Linked DNA regions of Homo sapiens: region 1 is linked to region 2. A link is an interaction called in ENCODE POLR2A ChIA-PET data of the cell type or tissue named here. Cell type or tissue: MCF 10A. All regions are shown on one strand. Links, peaks and the distances in the headings refer to the core of each region. The heading gives the core; the rest is flanking DNA.

Region 1 (4,408 bases), core at 210-4,209, 89 kb after region 2:
ATCTCAAAAAGAAAAAAAAAAAAGTAAATAGTTGTTATAATGTATTTTTTGTTGTTGTTGTATTATTTTTTAAGCATTTTCCGTCCTTGGTTGGTTGAATCCACAGATGTGGAACTAACCACAGAGGGCCAACTGTAAGTAGAGTATTTAAAATGTGTTCTTACATATTTTGACTTCAGCTGTATTAAATAGGAAACAGAAATAACTGTTTAGATCTAATTGATTTTTCTTTTCTCTTGTTTTTAAGTTTTATATAAATGGTTAGCAGAGCACCAAATGACTGCAATTCTATGATCCATTAAGGTCATGTATACATACATGTTTGTATATGAATATATATACAATATGTATATGACCATATATATTTACTTGTTTTTGTCTGTTTATTTTCCTAATAGTAAGGGCCAGGGCCAGGACTTTAGATGACAGTCGTGTGATTGCACCAGGGTATATAATGCATGGATACACATGGAGACAAGTCCTGGCACCTGGTGCTCCAGAGGTCAGCCATGGCTTATTATGCCTTCGTTTACCCTAGCACATGCCAGGATAAACGTAGAGGAAGAACAGATCCTCCCTGACCTGGTATGTGATCCAGGGAGACTCTACTCAAAGGTTTAGCATTCGATGAAGGAGCCTCCCATAAAATCCAAAAGTGGTGGCAGCAGTGGCTCCTTATGCAATAGCCCAAAAATACTCCTATTAACTCTCTGAGACCTATGGGCTCAGAGTGCAGAAGAAATCTTTGTCTCTTCCAAAAAATAAACAAATGTCAGGAAAATGAGCCCTAGTTTTCATCTCAGCCTCCACAGGAAGGTGTGTTTAAGTTTCTACATTTTAAAAGCTTTCAATTGAGATTTTTCATTTGGAAAAATACACCATATTAATTTTTAAGTTTTTTCCCATTTCCTGTGTCAAGATACAACTTTAAATACATAACTTTACATTCTAGAAGAAGCCATTTACTGAGCTGTATTAAAGTTAAAACTTCCTTGAATAAAAGATGAAATAACTGTATTTCCATCTTAAGACAACATGTAGAATTATTGTCTTCATATATTTTAAAATAATAATTAGTCCATCAAATTTTGGGCTGTGATTTAATGTTAGAATTCAGCAAAGCCCCTATAAAAAGAAATAGTCTAAAAATATTCTTAAAAAGCACAAATTTAGGCTTCAAGTGTGGACTTTTTTCTAATTGTCTGTTGAGCAATAATTACCTCACATAAATGTTGTAATATACAAAAAAGGAACATTGTGAAGCTATGAAATGCCCACTACTTAAATAAAAGATTACAGAAAATTGTTTTTCAATTCATTTTACATAGGCAGAATCTGGTAGATGAGTGACTAGTACCTGTAGGAGTCGTGAGTTGGCATAGGGAACTGTCCACTGCCCCTCATATAACAGAATTATAGCTGAGACCTGAGTGAAGAGACCATAGACTCCCCAGGGTTAGCTTGTTTCAAATGTGTAGTGTTTAACACAGGACCTATATTTGCTTCTCCCAAATTCTAATTGCATTATTGTTTTAATATATGATACCATGGTGCCAACTACATATCAAACCATGGTACAGTCAAACCAATTATCACTGATTTGAGGAACATAAAAAACATACTTACTAAATCGATTTGACTATATATATAGGCTTACAGAAATCTGTCATTTGCTAACAATTCTTGAGCTATGACCTGGGAATTGCTTACTTCTAAGCACTGTGCACCAGGCATATAAACTTTGAAGCTTTCAATGAAGCATTTAGCTCAGGAAATTACTTGTATAAAAATATCAATTTTCTTTTGATATTAAATATTTTCTGCACATTATACATTAGCAAATAGTCTGTCAAAAATAAAACAAAAATAAAAACATTTTTCAAGTACATTAAAATACAGTGTTATTGACCTAACACTTGACCCAACATAAATATTATTAATAAAATGGGAATATTAATATTAACCAGGCACACTGTTATCCCTGCCCATAAGTTTGATGGCGCCATTCAGACTTGCGGCAACTCTGGATCCCCTGAGGTAACTCTCTCATATTCCTTCTTTGGTTCTTTACTTTTTCGATTTCTGTACCTGGAAATATTCACAAACGAAACTGTTAGCACTGCAGTTAATAGCAAAGGAACAAGTGTGTTATATATGGACTCCAAAGGCACATTAGCATAGTGTTTCCAAAATGACAAAGTTGAACAGATTTAGGTTGGACAATGTTAAAAAAAAAAAAAAAAAGAGGGATGAAGAGGTGATGTGCTGTAGTCAAACAATTTTGGAATGAAATGATAAAATACACTTAAAGAGTTTCTCAAAGTCTTTAACGTGATCATGAATATTGTGAAATTCCAAGAGGCGTGTGGCCACATTTAAGTCTGAATTTTAGGTTTTCTTTTTCTGTCTCTCTTTCTTTTTCCTTCCTCCCTTCTAAGGAATGAATATTTACAAATCATGCTACATTAATACACTCTTTCCATCACATTGATATAATGCTATCACTAATCAAAATAAAAATAATATTTATCAGGCACTAATTTGGTGACCTACAATTTTCTAAGTGCTATACATGCATTATTTATTTTACTCTCACATTTGCTGTTACCATCCTCATCTTACAGATGAAGAAAGTGAAATACAAATGGGTTGTATATAATGTGCCCAAGGTCCAAGGTCTCATAGCTAGGATTCATAGATTTATCATAATTTAGAATCTTCTTTCATTTATTCATTAAGCTATTTTCCTAATATTTTTGAGTTTATTTTGTCCCTATTTTGGAAATAAGACATGTAGCTTTGAGGAAACCACATCATGTCTATGTTTACTGTAAGAATATGAATTAGAAAGAATTTGTTCTTCACTCTGGCATTTGTCAACTATATGAGCTGGGATATTTGAATGAACCTCTCTAAACCTCAGTGCCCCATCTATAAAGGAAAGGATTGTGGTCAAAGATTTGCAGGCATATTTCAGTTTTAATAATATTTAGTTCTGTCATGGCAACTTATTAGGAAGGCATTATTATTTGATGGATACTTAGAATCAAATGTGGACAAAATAAATTTAATATTATGAAAGTAGCACACTTTCAGACCTTCAAAATTGGAAGTGCACTACTTTCACAGAAAAATAAAAACGTAAATTCACCTTGAGTAATTTGTAACTGTTTCAAAATATGTTTCATGGAGACATTTTAAAGGGAACTGTTATTAATTAATTCACACTGTTCCCATCCTTTGCTCCTAACCCTTAAAAAAATGCCAAACTATACTTTCAATGTTCACTTTCTATTTTTCTGTTTTCAGCTTGTGACAATAATGCACATGAGGATGAGGTACGACTGTTTTGGGGGACTGACACAAACTATTTTTTAACAACCATTTTTTATAATTGTCTAGAAATAGTTCCACCAGTCTGCCTTAAACTGTAAGATAACCCAAGCTTCTAAGGTTATTAATTTACAAGGTTGTTTTTTATAAAATAAAAAATGTGACTTGAGGAATTAAATTCAGGTGGTTAACTATAACAGTAGCACCTATCCTATGATTTACTTTCACATGAAATATCATATTACATACTAAAAGCAACCACCCTATAACTAATGTAAGATAATAATTTCTGTCCATATTTGATAAAGAAGGGAATTGATACTCTCAATTTGACTTATGTAAGGTCACATAGGTAATAAGTATCAGAGCTGATAATAAAGTTCAATCCAGATGTTCTGCAGCAAAAACATATTTTTAAAAAATAATTTCAAGTTATTTCAGATTCGGGGGTACACATGCAGGTTTCTTAACAGGATATATTGTATGATGCTGAGATTAGGGGTACAGCTGATCCCATCACTCAGGTGTTGGGCATAATACTTAATAGTTTCTCAACTCTTGTAAATATCATTTGTACAGGTTTGATCTTATCTCTCTAATACTTTATCCATATTTTTACCCAGTTTATAGGTCTGCATTATGTAAAAGTAATTTGTAAAAGCAGAGTATAAAACCACACTGACTTACCATCTGCAGAAATAATATGTGGAACCGACGACTGTGATAAGAAACAAAATAATAAGAATCACGGTCAAAGCCACATATTCTTTGCTTAAAGGTTGGTGGACGGTTAAAAAGAAGTGTTCACATCGGACACCAGTATAACCCACTTCACACCTGAAGGAAAATACGGAAGAAAGAAAGATCAGTTACTTAAAAAGGAAATCATGGTTATGAATTAGTTTTATAAGGACTAACATCACACTGTAATGCAAGAAATCAACAAAATTTGCTAAAGATTGTAAAGAGGATTTCAAAGATTGAGTTAGACCAGTAATGATAAAAGGGCTCCACGTAGCTCTTGGACTAAATTGTAGTATTAAAATGACGGTTGTGTTCAGCTGTCATGGTGGCT
Region 2 (4,408 bases), core at 223-4,222:
TTAGAGCAGGCTTTGTTCACATGTTCTTAATTTCAGCGAAAAGGGATTTGAAATATGGCTCTTGTTTAGTTTTGTTTAGAAAATAAATAAAGCAATTTTAATTCTTCCTTTTCTCTTCTTTGCTGGCATGTTTATGTTCAAAAGATTGTCATATTGACCCCAATTTTATTGCAGCAAACCCATTACCATTTCATCAACAGAGCTCATTAAGCCATCACTACAAATTCTCAAATTAAATGATGACTGGACCACAGCCAAACCTGCTGGAGTTGTACAGCTCCCAGTCCAGAGTGACATTTGCTGTACAAGCATATATAAATGCACCCAAATAGAGAAATCATAGCTCACAGAGCCTCTGACCTCTTTTTCTTTTTTCCTCTCTAATATTCTTTTTGCAGTCTCATGAACTTTATCAGGTTTAAAGACGGCATGCCTCTGACCTACCAGTGCCAGGCCCTGCTTATTGTACTCATGCACAGGAGCACAGCCTCCTTGATGCCTTGTATACAATGACTGCAAGATTGTGAACTTGGTGCACTCTCCCAAAGCCACACCTTCTCCTGGCAAAGCCAAGAACCCAGGGCCATAAGCAAAGACTTGAGCTGAGGCAGGTTAGATGAGGGCATGTTGCCCTGTTTTAACAACCTGTCAACAACTTAAGGGGAATTACAGAACATTTTAGTTGGCAAGGTAAAGAGATCAACCTAAGCTGCCAAGTTGCCCAGATTTAAAGGAGCCTTAATTACATATATAAAACCATAAAGATCACAGGATTTTTCTCTCTCCCCATCTTCTCACCCACACTTTCTATACCCACCCTCCTGCTTTAGGAATGCATTTCCTCCTGTGGCAGCTCATCGATTTCATGTTATTGATATAATTAATGGTTAACTATGATACTAATAGGCTTGGATGTATGCACAAGGCTCCAGTTGGAGTGTGACTGCAGAAAAACTTTTTTGGTTCCTTTCATGATTCATTGCCTGACAGTGTGGGAACACTACATCTGGGCTGGTCAGTACCTCAATGACAGCATTTCCTGGAGGGAAGGGGAGGGATAAAGGTGCCAAGAATATTTCTGGGTCTCTTATTAAAATAGAAATCGTGGTAAGACACCTTAGAAGATTGCTGGATAGATGGGCTGAGGTTAATTCCTCACATCGATCCAGTACTACTGTTATAGACTAGACTTGTCTTGGAAAACCGTCTTTTAAAAGAGGAACTTGTAGGCATGCTTGAGTACTGAGTAAGGAGCAGTGTTTTGATTCTGGGAGCCAGATCATCCTAAACACATGGAGGTAGCTGAGGATGGGAACTTGGCCTTGACTCACAAACTTAATGTGCTTAAAAACTCCCTACTATGTAGAAGTTGCTGAGCAGTGGTAGTGAGGGGAATAGACAGGGGATCTCATCTATAGGAAAAGAAAGGGTGCATCTCAGAAGTAATATTGGAAGCTACTCCCAGGATTATGTGTCCACTTCATGTTTCCAGGGAATAATGAGTATGCAGGAATGGGTGGTCATTTAGGAAATAAAAGAGAATAATGACATTGGATATTTAAAGAGCAAAATTATATGACCAGTGATTTGTTCCAGTAATATTAATCAGGCAATTCTATGAAACATTAATGGGAGAGGAAAGTAATGAACTGTTGAAATGCAGGAAATTCATGAAAGAAAGGCTTTGCAACTGTTTAAACAAGTGCTAATTAGAGCTAAGTAATAGCAGAGAATGAAAAATAGAAAACCAACCAATGTAAGAAGTTTTATTCAGGTAGATTCAGTACTATTAGATATTCAGTAAAGAAAGGAGAAGAGAGAGGGAGATGTTTTAAGCAATAAATGTAAATTAGAAGCACAGCAGGTTGAGGAATAAAGGTAATGAGTTCTGTTAGGGAAATGTTGGTTGAGATGCCATCCTAACACTAAGATGTATGGACAGATTGTCACAGAAGAAAATTAGAGTGATGTGGTGACCTCCAAGAGGAGAAAACAGCCCAAGCCTGAGGTAAGCGGGGTAACCTGGAAAGGAGAGGCCATCTCTGAAGAAAAAATATGTGGAGAAATGAAGAGGTCCTGGAGAAAAAGCTCAAGCACTCTCAAAGATAGCATCTTTTCTGAAAAAAAATTTAAACAAACAGACAAAATGTTCTGTAATTCCCCTTAAGTTGTTGACAGGTTGTTAAAACAGGGCAACATGCCCTCATCTAACCTGCCTCAGCTCAAGTCTTTGCTTATGGCCCTGGGTTCTTGGCTTGCTGAGAGCAATAAATGTCCCAAAGTTTCTCAGTCCTACCCATCATTTCCTAACAGAGACATGGACAGGGATATAGAGACTAGACCTGAATCTAGAGGCCAAGTTTCTCCCAGACCCTGCTTCCTGCAGTCAATATTCATCTCGTCCAACCCCCTTGGAGCAACTTCATTTCAGCTGATTCTCTTTTCCCTGACTGAATTCCAGCATGGCTTAGTCAGCACGGCTCTGATTATGAAAGATCTGACATGCCTATGAATAGAACAACTTGATCTGAGAGTAAAGAAATGTACCCGTGCTCAGAAAGGAAGTTATCCGCACTTCACAAAGGACCTAGTCCCTTGAAAGGAAGTGCTCAACCTAAGTCTAGCAAGTAGAGTGCCCTAAGAAGATATATTCAAAATATTAGCTAAATGGGGTCCTATGCTGGAAGAAGAGTCAAAAGTAGTGCCTGGAAAAGAATGCTTAATTCCTTGAATTCCTTAAAGTAAGGAATATGACATTTTGTGACATGATATTATGTTGCATATGACAAATTTGTGTGCTGGGATTCTATCAATGGTGATAACTCGTAGGATGACATACCTGCAGACAGGAATATTCTGGGCAACAGAAAGTGGGGATAAGACCTCTAAGCTATCCCAACAGCAAGGCCTTTTGAAGAAAAATAAACCAGCCATCCATCAATTGCTCAGAAGATGCTAAACCAATATTGCCAGAAGCAAACAATGATGAAGATATAGTGGGGGAGCCGAGGAGGGCCATTTCAACACATGAACCCAAAGGCCAATGCCAGTGGATAAATACAAGGGCTACACCTCTAAAAAACTACCTAGAACATAGTCACAGAAACAATACTCTGTGTCAGCTGAATCGCCAGTGAGTTTTTTGCTAAAAAGGCTATTTTGCACTCTATATGGTCTTGGAGTATATTCTTTTGAGCCAAACTTCCCTCCACTATGGTGCTAGGCTGGGCATTTTGATTCCTTTCTCATGGATGGCAGTATGTAGTTGCTAAAGACACATGTTCTGGGATTAGATTGCAAGGTACAGTGCTCAGCTTTACCATTATTGTTAGCTATGGTATCTTGCTTAAATTGCTTAAGTCCTCTACAGCCTAATCTTCCTCCTCATCTGTAGACAGGGAATAATTACACCTACTCATAGTATAATAATGACTAAATAAGATAATACATATAGAGAAGTGCCTGGAATATGGTTTATCCTCCACGAATGTAACTTACTTTATTATTCTAAGCTGTGAACAAACAAGAAAGTTTTCATATCTGATTTAAATTGGCTCCTTAGCAGTCAACTCAATTCAGTTTCATCATTACTTATTGATTATTGCTTATTTATATCAATTCACTAAAGACATACTCAGTGTCACCTCATGGTGTGCTGTTTGTTAATTCTGTTTTCCAGAATTTTTCAAGTTTCAATCAATGTATTGTTCTGCCTAACCTAACATAGCAAGATATAGTAGGAGGGTATATGTTTTGTATGAGATAACACCTTTATTTGAATACTTTCAAACAATATTTTAGAAGTTTAACTTTTTTAAAATTTATGGTCTTTTCAATTCAACCCATAGCAGTTTCTTCCTGTGAGTCTCCACAGCCCATTTCTCAGACAGCTGTGTTAGCAGTGGTTCTCAAACAAAATGTGAACAGTATTCTCCTGGAGATTGTGTTCAAATGCAGATTCATTACATCTGCATTGGGGTCTCAGATCCTGTGCTCCTAACAAACTCTCAAGTGTCCCCACCACACAGTGAGCAACAAGCATTAGTTTATAGTTAATGTTTCATTAAATTTGGTTAAATTTTCTCTGAACCCATCCTTCCCTCCTAGTGATCCCTTTCCTTCCAGCTTTCCCTCTCTCACCCACCCTTCTTTTCACAACTCCCTCTACCTCATCCCTGTTCCATAATGTTTGTCAAATTTCCTATTCTCCATCCCCTTATTTTTGTCATGCTCTAGAGCTTGGTAGCTAGTTGTCAGAAGACTTGGGTGTGCCCCAATGCCACAGGCAATCTTTGCTTTTAAATGGGAAGCTCTACCCAGAGCCTGCAGTTCTACCCTAAAGAGCTTTTGTTGTGTGTCAAAAGGTAATCTAACTGATCAGCTGGCCCTCCCAGAACAAGTTCAAACA

Evidence for each region. ChIA-PET counts read pairs that join two places held together with the same protein. Peaks named below come from ENCODE experiments on the same cell type or tissue, not always from the same donor. Only the 100,000 strongest peaks of a DNase experiment are listed, where the experiment ranks them.
Region 1: POLR2A ChIA-PET joins it to region 2 with 5 read pairs; 2 of 35 experiments call an interaction of 5 or more read pairs at or near these places.

Annotation. Positions count from the first base shown.
Region 1 is chr4:74,382,407-74,386,814 of GRCh38, reverse strand. EREG (epiregulin) reads right to left here. Exons shown (of 5, transcript NM_001432.3): 4 at 4,021-4,170; 5 at 1-2,088. The coding sequence ends at 2,007. Among named protein-coding and RNA genes, the nearest start is that of EREG, 19 kb to the right of the region's middle. In MCF 10A, for the core only: no CTCF peak of the experiment used is centred there; no DNase peak of the experiment used is centred there.
Region 2 is chr4:74,471,398-74,475,805 of GRCh38, reverse strand. No RefSeq gene overlaps it. Among named protein-coding and RNA genes, the nearest start is that of AREG, 28 kb to the right of the region's middle. In MCF 10A, for the core only: no CTCF peak of the experiment used is centred there; a DNase peak (open chromatin) is centred at 2,475.